Linked DNA regions of Mus musculus: regions 1 and 2 are each linked to region 3. The links are chromatin loops, found by intact Hi-C in ENCODE. Cell type or tissue: heart. All regions are shown on one strand. Each heading gives the region's core, and the rest is flanking DNA. Links, peaks and the distances in the headings are about the cores only.

Evidence for each region. A loop is a pair of places that touch in the nucleus more often than their neighbours do. Peaks named below come from ENCODE experiments on the same cell type or tissue, not always from the same donor. Only the 100,000 strongest peaks of a DNase experiment are listed, where the experiment ranks them.
Region 1: it touches region 3 in a loop (5-fold over the local background); 27 of 42 quality-filtered maps call a loop at or near these places.
Region 2: it touches region 3 in a loop (2.2-fold over the local background); 2 of 42 quality-filtered maps call a loop at or near these places.

The regions. Positions count from the first base shown.
Region 1 is chr7:67,215,292-67,219,594 of GRCm38, forward strand. It overlaps 1700112J16Rik (RIKEN cDNA 1700112J16 gene), which reads right to left. Exons shown (of 3, transcript NR_131044.1): 2 at 4,207-4,303. Among named protein-coding and RNA genes, the nearest start is that of 1700112J16Rik, 5.0 kb to the right of the region's middle. In heart, for the core only: CTCF peaks have their summits at 1,967 (motif pointing right) and 2,167; a DNase peak (open chromatin) is centred at 1,870; H3K27ac peaks cover 561 bases.
Region 2 is chr7:67,042,978-67,047,280 of GRCm38, forward strand. All of the region lies in intron 13 of Adamts17 (a disintegrin-like and metallopeptidase (reprolysin type) with thrombospondin type 1 motif, 17), which reads left to right. Among named protein-coding and RNA genes, the nearest start is that of 1700112J16Rik, 180 kb to the right of the region's middle. In heart, for the core only: no CTCF peak of the experiment used is centred there; DNase peaks (open chromatin) are centred at 1,404 and 1,774; H3K27ac peaks cover 1,694 bases.
Region 3 is chr7:67,631,407-67,633,906 of GRCm38, forward strand. The region is part of intron 2 of Lrrc28 (leucine rich repeat containing 28); the gene reads right to left. Among named protein-coding and RNA genes, the nearest start is that of Lrrc28, 13 kb to the right of the region's middle. In heart, for the core only: a CTCF peak has its summit at 1,206 (motif pointing left); no DNase peak of the experiment used is centred there.

The DNA of each region.
Region 1 (4,303 bases), core at 718-3,217, 420 kb before region 3:
TTTGCTTGTTTATTTATTTATTTTGCAGAAGACATAAGTAAACTTCTATTCAGTTTCTTGGTTTCCCTGCCACTGTACCTGATGCAATTAGCACAGTGGTCCACAGAGGAGCAAACCCAAATGGCAAGCATGGAGAGATGCTGTAACCTGTCAGTGGTGCAAATTAAACAACATATCACTCATGTTGATCAGACCAGTGGAAAATGAAGTCAATGTTAGTGTACATTGTGCACAAAGATCCAGGGGGATGGAGTAATCAAATGCATTGCTGCTCAAACATGGATTCTTATCATTTTTGGAAAGCAATCTGGCAACACCTGCTTAAATTCAAACTACATATATCATTATTCTGACAAGCCTCCTCCCAATCCCTCTGTCTCTGTCTCTGTCTCTGTCTCTGTCTCTGTCTCTGTCTCTCTCTCTCTCTCTCTCTCTCTCTCTCTCTGTGTGTGTGTGTGTGTGTGTGTGTGTGTGTATTCACTTGCTAGTTTTGCATGGAGGTTCCCTGCAAAAGTTTGTGTCAAAAATCATGTGAGGGAAAACCATGAACTCTGGGTCACTGGCATTGCGTGACACGGTCTCAGGTGTGATTCCCCTGGAACATGTTGAGTCTGAGTCCTGAGGAGTAGGGGGACTGCTGGGACTCTCTCCATGAGAAGTGGGGGGACCACAGCTCCCTAGGCTCCCATAACACTGCCCTTTCCCTTGCCTCCCAGTTGGGACAATGGCCCCAGTCATTATTAATCTCTGTGTTGTTCTGGTGCCACCTCTATCTGTCTTCTCCACTCCTGTGACCCCCCTGTGATCTCTCTGTTGTGACTGCTCTTAGATAAACCCTCTCTGCCACTCAAACTTGACTTTCCACGACCCTGTGATGTGGAAGGTGAGGCTGAGGGTCCAGGACAGAGCAGATTGTTAGTGATGGGCGTGGGTGGGTGTCCTCCATGTATAAAGAGACCATCTACTCTATGGCCCTGTATTGGTTCAATACACACTCAACCATTATACTTAATAAGGTATGATGCTGTGATCACGTGGTGAAAAGGGAGCCATTCTAAAGAAAGACACCCACCCCCCCCCATCCCCCTCCTTCCCGCTATCAGGCGATCGGGACAGTGAATCCCTAGGAACTGGGTTTCCCAGAGGCTTATGCTGGGAACAGGAATAGATAGGACCTTGGCCACAGTCCGAGAGCTTATCTCTCAGAAAAGGATGTCACAGTTTGCAAGGACAGCCCAGGAGCAAGAGGCTGAGACAATTATGAGTCACTGATTAGCGGACCACACCTTGATCTGGGCTGCTTAGCTAGGCATACCTCTTGCCTTCAGTTTAAACTGAATTCTCCTGCCAGGATCCCAAAGATGGACTTGGGTGTCACTGGGTTTTCTGTTCCTCTTCCTGTGTTGTGCTGAATCGAATAAATCCTCCCTCTCTGCTTTGTAGCATCCTGAGTCTCTTTCATTGACTTATTGAGGATAAGTGGCCAGCCCTGGCTTGTTCGGCCCCATCCAAGTTCTGAGCAATCTAACACTGGGTATGTTTTGTGTGTGCACAGATACATGGGCTTGATAGCTGTTTCAGGATAGGAACAGTTGGCATGGGTACTTTGCGAGTTTGCTCCTATGTATAAGTGAGGCCACCCCCCATAACCTGGGAACCCCTGGGGGCTCACCTCCTATGGGCCACCTTTAGTAATGCAGAACTTCCACCAAACAGTCCCTGCAAACAGCAATCCATTGGACACCCCGAATGGTCTTTGTGGGATCTCTGTTCCTGCACTCACCAGACTCTAGTTTCGCTTATCATTTCCACCTGCTCCTCAAGCTGGGTGAGCCACTCACATTCTGGCCTTAGAAACACCACTGCGTACAACTCCAACCCTCTCCTTTCTGGTATAAGTGCCTCCCCCACCCCCATCTTCTTCTGACTTCAGAGGCTTAGTATCTGGCCCACTTGCTGTGCCTGGTCCTACCACCAGGGGGAGAAGGTGGTGGTGGGGCAGAGGAGCAGAGCAAGGAAAGGCAGGGATGGGAAGGTCCAGGGGTCTCTTGGGCAGTACCCTGAATCTCTTCTTTCTTATGCCAGTCTCTGTCCCTGTCAGCTGCCTGGCCTGACTCCCTCCTGACTGAAATAAGCCTATCTCTATCAGTTAAACAAGGCCCTTTAGAGAAGAGGCCTCAGTCAGGGAAGTCCCTGGATACTGGATTTCAGCTCCAGCAGGGGGGGCTCAGAGCAGGGCCATCCCGTAGAATATGCACCAAGATGTGTTTATATTTCCTAGTAGCCACAGGGGAAAAAAAAGGTGGAATTCATTTCAACAGTATTTTCTGTAACTAATTACATCTCATAAATGGCACTTAAGTTATACAGAATAACACTTAAGCGTATAGCACTTAAGTTATACAGAGAGCACTTAGTCTATTTCTCTATACTGACTACTTAAAGCCTAGGTGAGCGTAGGGTGAAGGCTCAGCTGGTAAGGGCTCTTCCCTCCAAACCCAATGAATTGAGCTTAACTCCTAGAGAGGGCACATGGTAGAGAGAACACTCAAGCAAGCTGTTCTCTGACCTCCTCACATGCACTGTGACACACACACACACACACACACACACTAAACAAAAGTATTAATTTAAAAAAACTCTTGTTTGAAGTTTGTACTTAGAGTGTTCCTCAGTCTGAGCAGGCCTCATTCAAAGCTTCAGTGGTCCTGTGTGGGGAGTGAGACAGTGGACTTGTGTGGGGAGTAGCTGCCTTGCAGGGGTGAGACAGTGGACTTGTGTGGGGAGTAGCTGCCGTGCCGGGGTGAGAATTTTTGACAGGATGGCTGCCTCCACAACACCCATTTCACCATAAGCAGCCAGCAAACTCACCACTCAAGTAGAGCATATAGTCTTTTTTAAAATTATGGTTCCGTGTATAGCGTGCTCACCTAGCGTGCCTGAGGCCCTGGGTTTGATCCCCAGCACCCATAAAACTACACTTGGTGGCTCATACCTGTAATTCTATTACACTATTGGTAGAAGCAGGAGGGTCGAGAGTTCAAGGTTAACTTCAGCTATGTGGTGAGTTTGAAACTAGCTTGAGAGCAGTGATGAGTCCATCCTCGCTCCTCCCTTCCGCCACATGGTCCATTTGTACCTTGTTACTATAGAATGTTTGTTACTATAGAATACTGCCATGAGGGCATTTATACAGGGCAGAGATGTTTCTTACCATCCTGGAGGTGGAGGAGTCTGACAGCAAGGTGCCAGGAGGCTTTGTTGTCTGCTTGGGGAAGGCTTCTCTGCTTCAAAGATGGCGTGTGTTTCTGGGGTTGGAGGTCAAGAAGAGCTGGGTTTTCTCTCAGCCCCAAGTGGAAAGGAAAGCAAGCAATCTGACGGCCACCAAGCTTCCTTTAGTTATCCCCAACATACTTTTTTTTTTTTTAATTATTTGAGAATTTTATACAGTGCACCCTGATCACACTTGCTTTCCATTCTTTCCAGGTTCACCCTCTCACTCTGGCACTCTCCCTCCAAAAGAACCACAAAACAACAACAACAACAACAACAACAACAACACAACAACAACAACAACAACAACAACAACCCAAGTCAAATTTGTGTTGCCCATATACGCATTGGAGCATTGTCAAACTCCCAGTGGCCAGCCCCTGAAAGAAAGCTGAGTTCTCCCACCCGGGCCAGACACCATCAACTGTGAACAGCATCTTATCACAATTTTGGGGGTGGAGTGAGTTTGGTGGGTTTCTCTGTGTAACAGCCCTGGCTGTCCTGGAATTCATGCTATAGACCAGGCTGACCTTGAACTCACAAAGATCTGACTGCCTCTCCCTCTTGAGTGCTGGGATTAAAGGCTTGTGACACCACACCTGCCTCTCTTGATCACAGATTTTAAGGTCTCTCTTCAACAGCTTACTGTCTGGACTGTTTATCTGGTGGGTGGGTGGGGGCTTCTTAAGTGAGGGCTTTAATCCTGTTACTGTGTAATACAAACTCCTGTATCTTAGAAGCCCCTAGCACTAACATGCAGCTCTGTCTCTGAGCTCATATACTCCAAGATCTCATGCAAATGGAATCATAGTATATTTGCCCTTTTCTAATTGGCTTTACTTCTCTCAACACAACGTCCTCAGGAGACATACATGCTATAGTGTGCATCGGGAGTTTCTCTCATTTCAGGGTTAAGTAATATTCCACGTATACCTGTCACATTTGCTGTATCCATGCACCTGTTGATCGGTGCCTTCTGGGCTGGGCCCAACCTTTTAGTGCCCGTGAGAACTGTGTCATGCGCATTTGG
Region 2 (4,303 bases), core at 718-3,217, 590 kb before region 3:
TGGTTTTCTTCCCCAGGAAATCCCCATTCGGGTACCAGCAATTACAAGTTCAAATGTGCCTAGATGTTTAGGGGGGGGAGCCCAGATATCCCCAGCATCAACAGCTTCAGATCTGCAGCGCTTAGCCCAACACCTGACCTCTCAGGTTTGAGCTAGCTTGTAAAATAACACATGTTGTTTTTAACGTTACCCGCTTACCTGGGGACCTTGGAAGAAATAGAAAGCTCATTCCCCAGACATTTTTTCTTTGTATTTAAAAAGATACCTCATTGGCAGGGGTCGGGGGTGGAGGTGGGGGCGTAATAATGGCCGTGCTGTCACTTAGCCATGCTGTCACTTAGCCAGCAGAATTCCCCAGGAGCTTAGCTTTCTCATCCCTAACTTTCCCTGAAGAAAGAGAGAAGAGACAAGAGACTTCCCTCTCCCAAAACATAGGGTACTGTTGGAGGCACCCTTACTTTTCTGTCTGGGCATGAACAGCCTAGGGGCTCCCAGCTACCTCAGGCATATTCAGACCCCTGATTGGAACCGAGATATTACCAGAGATGGTGCATGTTCCAGTACAGCAGCTCGCTGTGATGGGAACCACTCAAGCCTTTCGTTGTCTCCAGAGAGCCAGGGAACGATAGATTGAAGCCTTTTTTGCCTTTCCCCCTTTCCTTGAGCCAGAAGGCATGAGGGCTAAGGTACCCCTGTCCCCTGAACATTTCCTCTCAGCTCTGTGGGAGGCGGGGGGGGGGGCTGTTTGTTGCTTGCTTACTTTGTTTTTAACCAGACTTGCTTCATGTATACAGGGCAGAAACCCCACTTGAGCAACTCCATCTTAAATCTCTATTGACCACTAACCGCTTGAATGGCTGAATGTTTTGGCCCCCTTATCATCATAGTAACTAAGACTGCTGTCAGCCCAGGCCTCCCTCATGAGGAGACTCCTTGAGGACTTTGACAGGGCTAGGCTGCATTTTCTCACCCATCTGTCTCTTGTCTCATTCTACCCACGTAACAAATAACTAGATCTAACAAATACCTTGACCTGAAGAAGCCAGCCATATTTGATAGACTTACAGACTGGAGGTGTTCAGCCTTTGAAGGAGAGACCTCCGGTTCCGGGCTTTGTGAGCGTAGCTTGACCCAATGTCCTCTGTGGTGAAATTGCCACGACTTCTTACGCATGAGGTTCCATTTTTCTCAGTACAAACAGAAGCCAGCATTTTAAAAGCATTTCAGAAGGGCAACAATGCCATAATAGATGGCTGATTCAGATGGCTGATGATAAATGGTCCCCTGGAACCCCTCTTTCTGAGAGGCACGGCTGTAGCTGAGCCGTGATAGGAGTGATCCCTGCGGTTGGGCTCTGGCTCCTCACGGCCCATTATAACTGCCCTATTCATAGCATTGCTATCGCTGCAGAATTCTTTGGCGAGTGACGCACAAGTCAGTAAAGGGGAAGCAGTATTTTCTCTCCTCTCCCTTTCCCTCTTTTAAAAAGAATTCTTGCAGAGGTAGACTTTCCGAAGGAGGACTCGGGACCACAAACCCATCCCACCTCCAAAGGAGGAACAAAGACTCTCCTCAGTAAAGATCCCAAAGAGGGAAAGCCCTAAGACAGAAACCCACTGAGGTGGCCGCTTGCCAGATCTGTTTCTGCTTTCCCTGTGGGATCTTTTCACAGTAGAAATGTCCAGAGGTTCAGACCCATGTGACCAGGCCAACAGCAGGCTCCATCCTCAGTAAAGTGTTGGAAAGCCGCATCTGGACAAAGTGCCTTTTTCCCAGCTCCTTTGGTTCACACAAGAGACATCCCCCACCCTCCCGTCTGAGCGTCTGAGCAAATAAGAGATGGGAGGGTCACAGCCGTGACTCCTACTCAGCCAAGTGGCCCAGAGATGGAGGAGCATTGTGACAAAGATGAAGGGTGTTCCCAAAGGACCAATGAGGGGCTGGAACCAAGATATCTGAAAACATTAGGCCCTTCTTCTATGGCCTCCAGGAGCCCTGCCCCAGTGCAGTCTACATTTCTCTAAACTTCTCCTCGAACCGCCAACTAGGGAGACCCACAGGTCCCATTAAGTAAATCTGTGTCGCATCTCTGAATCCTTCCAGATCACTTACGGCTCAGAATTCAAAGCTCTGTAGTGTTTGAAATTCAATGATGGCTCAGTAGCCACATATTAACATCCCCACTGGCACCCAAGAGGACACATGGCGGCCTGCGGGGGGGGGGGGGGGGATGTGATGGCTAATGAGGTGGGTTATCATTCCTGTCAGAAAAGGCTGGTTTTACAGCCAAATAGTTTGACACACATATAAGAAAACACTCATTTTTCAGAACTTTGCATATTTCTGAATTATAAAGAAAATAACCTAGCCTTCTCTGCGACCCGCCAGCTGTGAGCCATGGCCTCTCCGTGTCATGGAGTTTCAGTGTTGAGTTGTCAGGGAAAAGACATCAGTCATTCTGGCTGTGGTAAGTGCTATCCAGTTAACTGAGACCTGTCTAGAGGGTCTAGCTATTCCAGAAGAAAGACCGATTGGTCTCTTCATAGTCAGGCGGACTTTACTGGTCCAATCAGCTAAAGACTGGTACCTGGGAACTGGTTATGAAGTCCTGGCGGACAGCCTGTGAGAGAGAAGACTGAGTAGCCAAGACAGAAGACAGAACTTAGATGATCACTTATTCCGGCCTCAACATTAACTAGACTCTGCCTTAAAAGTAAAGACAAAGTCTGAGAGGGCTATAAGAACATTGTGAGCTGCGGTGTCCATGTTCCCTCTGGCGCTTGGGAGAAATTCCAGACCTCTAAGCTGATGTAATCACCAGCTCTCAAACCTCAGAGCCCATCTTTCTTACTCTGGCTGTAGCTTCTGCTTCCTCTGGTCAGTCAGAAGCCCTTGCCCACAGGCCTCTGAGAAGCCCACAGGCAGGCCTCTGAGAAGCCCACAGGCAGGCCTCTGAGAAGCCCACAGGCAGGCCTCTGAGAAGCCCACAGGCAGGCCTCTGAGAAGCCCACAGGCAGGCCTCTGAGAAGCCCACAGGCAGGCCTCTGAGAAGCCAGACAGAAGCCTCAGCCAGAACTCATCTAAGCACACACCATCCATGCAGGGGGCGCATTCTAGGCATCTTTCCTTGTTGTACGTGGCTGTACGGCTTTTAATAATGTAAGAGTTCTCATGCTGTGCTCAGAGCTGAAGCCCACTACCTCATGCTATTTAAAGGGATCTTTTCTCCTGGAGATTTAACTTCCCACTCACAGCAACCTGGGGGGGGGGATAGCAGGGGCAGCGACTATTCAGAGAATTTAGAGGAACTCTGAACCCCTTTCTCTCAATTTAAAAGGACTGTCCTCAATCCCTTTGGGAGAAAGAACTGAGTATAATCCTTGGACGGTGAGGAAGTGGGCAAATGCAGGGAATTCTAGCCAATGAAGGGATCTCCACCTCTCACTCCTGCTGTCAAGCCCTGGTGTCCCACATGCCTGAGCCTGGAGGGTGCCATCTGCAGAGTGGCACAGTCAGAGTCAGGTAGAGATCAGAAGAATGCCTTGCCTAAAAGATCACAGCCAACATCTGGCCACCTAGTCACTTCCCCTGATTTAGAGTCTCCACATCTCTAAAATTTGTACCGAAGAACCAAAACTTTTATCCCTTTCCATGCTGGAACTTTCCAGACTCCAACTTTCCTCAGAAGAGCTCCTACCTCTCTGCCCAAATCCCATTCCCATTTCCATTCAAATCCAAGCATACACTTAGAGACCATAAATATTTATGAACATTGTGGCTTGGTTTTGGCGGCACCATTTTATTCCTTGGTATTTGGGGCCCCGAGGGTTCCTCAGTCAGAGTAAACACTGATGGTCAAAGACCATCAAGATGGAACAAAGAGGAGTGTGGTTGTTCCTGTTGGAGGAGTTGTACGTGTCCTCTGAGGCCCATGCTCATCCGCACTAAGTGGGGCAGACATCACTTTGTGTTGCTTGGCATGAGGATGATCATAAATGTCTATGATTTCTTTATCACATCATCATCATTACTGATGTCAGATAAATCCATTGGCTCTCCGTGTTAACACATTAGACCAAAGGAAAGTTAAGACCCATACTTTCAAGCTACTTCTTAACAGTGAGACCTTAGAGACGGCATAGAGTTTACTACTGGTGTGCAATAGACACACTAGACCATTCAGACTAACAGAGCTGTGTTGTGCCCCCTAAGGCACTCACAGGGAGCCTCAAACACCTGATGACCTCTCATTATTCCCATCCAATAAGCTTCCATTTACTGAGGCAGGGGATTCTGATCTGTG
Region 3 (2,500 bases), core at 1-2,500:
CAGTCTAGGGGGTCTTCGTTAGGCTCTGGGGTTTTGTTTGCTTGCTGTTTTATTTTGTTTTTCTCCCCTGCCAATTAAAGAAACGGCAGGCACAATCCTGAGCTAGGCAGGATCATCTCAAACACGGCCAGCAGCAACAGACAGAATTAGCAGCCGAAGAAAGGCATTTAAGGGGGGTGAGGGAGAACACAGGCTTCCAGCAGAAACACACAGAAAACGGCCCCTAGGAAGTGGACAGAACACTCACAAAGCCAAAAACCCACTCTCTTCTCAAAAACCCACTCTCTTCTCAAAAACCCACTCTCTTCTCAAAAACCCACTCTCTTCTCAAAAACCCACTCTCTTCTCAAAAACCCACTCTCTTCTCAAAAACCCACTCTCTTCTCAAAAACCCACTCTCTTCTCAAAAACCCACTCTCTTCTCAAAAACCCACTCTCTTCTCAAGGGCTGGAATCACTCTCTTCTCAAGGGTTGGAATCACTCTCTTCAAGGGTTGGGGTTAAGTCTTTGAAGAATTGCTCTTCCCTTAAGGTTGGTCAGTTTGAACAAAGAGAAGTTGGTTGGTTGGCCTACAACTGTCGTGTGACTTGTCCTGATAGGCCTTGAGCCAGTCCGTCAGCAGGGGGGCTTCTAGGAGACAAAAGCTTACAAGGCTTTGTTTAAAGCTGTCAGGCTTTTGTCTTAATCGGGAGGATAAGGAAAAGCTGGCCATTTTGGAAATCTGTCTCCTTTATCACTTAGCCATAACCCTGCTCCCTGTTTGTCTACCTCCCAGAAGCCTAACTCCTGCTCTCTCACAAGAACTCACATGCTCCACAGCGACTCTAAGATGGTAACAGCTTTGTGAGGGTTCACCCGTGAGGGAAAACACCGCAAGCCAGAGCACTCAAATAATCTGCAACTGTTTGCATTCATCCGGAATAAGAAATACCTGTGGCTAAAAGCTACTAGGACCCAAGGTTCAGCACCTGCTGCAACCCACATCTAATAACACATCCCACGTTTTGGCTCTTAGAGCAGTTATCATCACTTATCTAAAACATAAGCATGCGGTGCTAGACTAGAGAGATGGCTTGGCAGTTGAGCACATTGGCTGCCCTTCCAGACGACCCAGGTTCAATTCCCAGTACCCACATGTTGGCCCACAACCATCTGTAACTCCTGTCTCACGGGATCCAATGCCCTCTTCTGGCCTCCACAGGTACTGCATGCATGAGGTGCAGAGACATAACTGCAGACAAAACACCCACATGCATAAAATGAACACAAATTATTTAAAAGGGAATAAATCGCCTTACTATTGGATTTGGCAATGGGTTCACAGATGCTATACAAAAGCAATGCTGCCACAGGAGAAAAGATGATCATAACTAAGACCATTTGTACAGAAAAGGACATTATAAATAAAAGACAATGTACAGACTGAAAGAAATATTTACAAAACACACATCAGATAAGGATCCAGCACCCAGAACATAAAAACTATTGTAACCCAGTAACAAAAAAAGTTACTGAAAGATGGACTAATGATAAAATTTTTTTAAAAATCTGCTAGAGATGGATCTCAAAGCTCCTTAAAGGCTTGGCTCTCAGGGTGCTGCTATCTGGAGACAGTGAGCCTTTAAGTCACAGGGGATGTCAACTTGAGGGGATCTGAGTCCCTGCCTTCCTCCTCCCCGTCTCCCATTTTTTCTACTGTTGCTTTCCAGCCACAGAGGAACAGCTTACTCCATGGTGGACTGGAACCTTTAAAACCACAAGCCAAAATACCTTTTCTAAGCTGCTTATCCAGGAATTTGCTATAGTAATAAAAAGTCAACTAACACAATAGATAAATGCTGCTTTATGTCATCAGCCTCCAGGAAGTGCATATCAAACCCACAATGAAGTATCACTTCATAACTACTAGGACAGCTATGCCAACAACAACAACAAAATGGAAAATATCAATGTTGGTACGGATGTAAAGAATCTAGAACTCCAGGCTGCTGAGTGAGAAAGAATAAGCTTTCTGCAGAGATGAGCCCCCAATAGGTTATACAATCCCAAGAGGTCGTCAGCTCTAAATGCATGTAACATGAGCAATACTCTATACGTGTGTTGGTAGATGGATGTACAGAGTAAATACAGACAAGGTTGAGAGTATCAGAGGAAACAGGGACGGACAAGATGCTGGAAGGGATGGGAGGGCAGGAATAAATGATGTAACTACAACAGACACATGTTGAGGTTTGGTCTGCTTCTATGCACTGTAATGGTAAATACTGCCCCAAGATCCGGTTGCCTGAGGGATGAGGAAATCCTCACATAACAGATCTCATGCTATGTAACCTTGCTCCTTAATTTAAACTATTGAACAAAGATGCCGACAGCCTTTAGCTGGGCAGAGGAGAGGGAGGTGGGGCTTTAGTTCCAGGGCTTGGGGTCTGAAGCACAAACAAGGAGCAGCAGAGTGAAGAGAGAGACGACGCCATGGGGTAAGGAGTCATGAGAACTGGC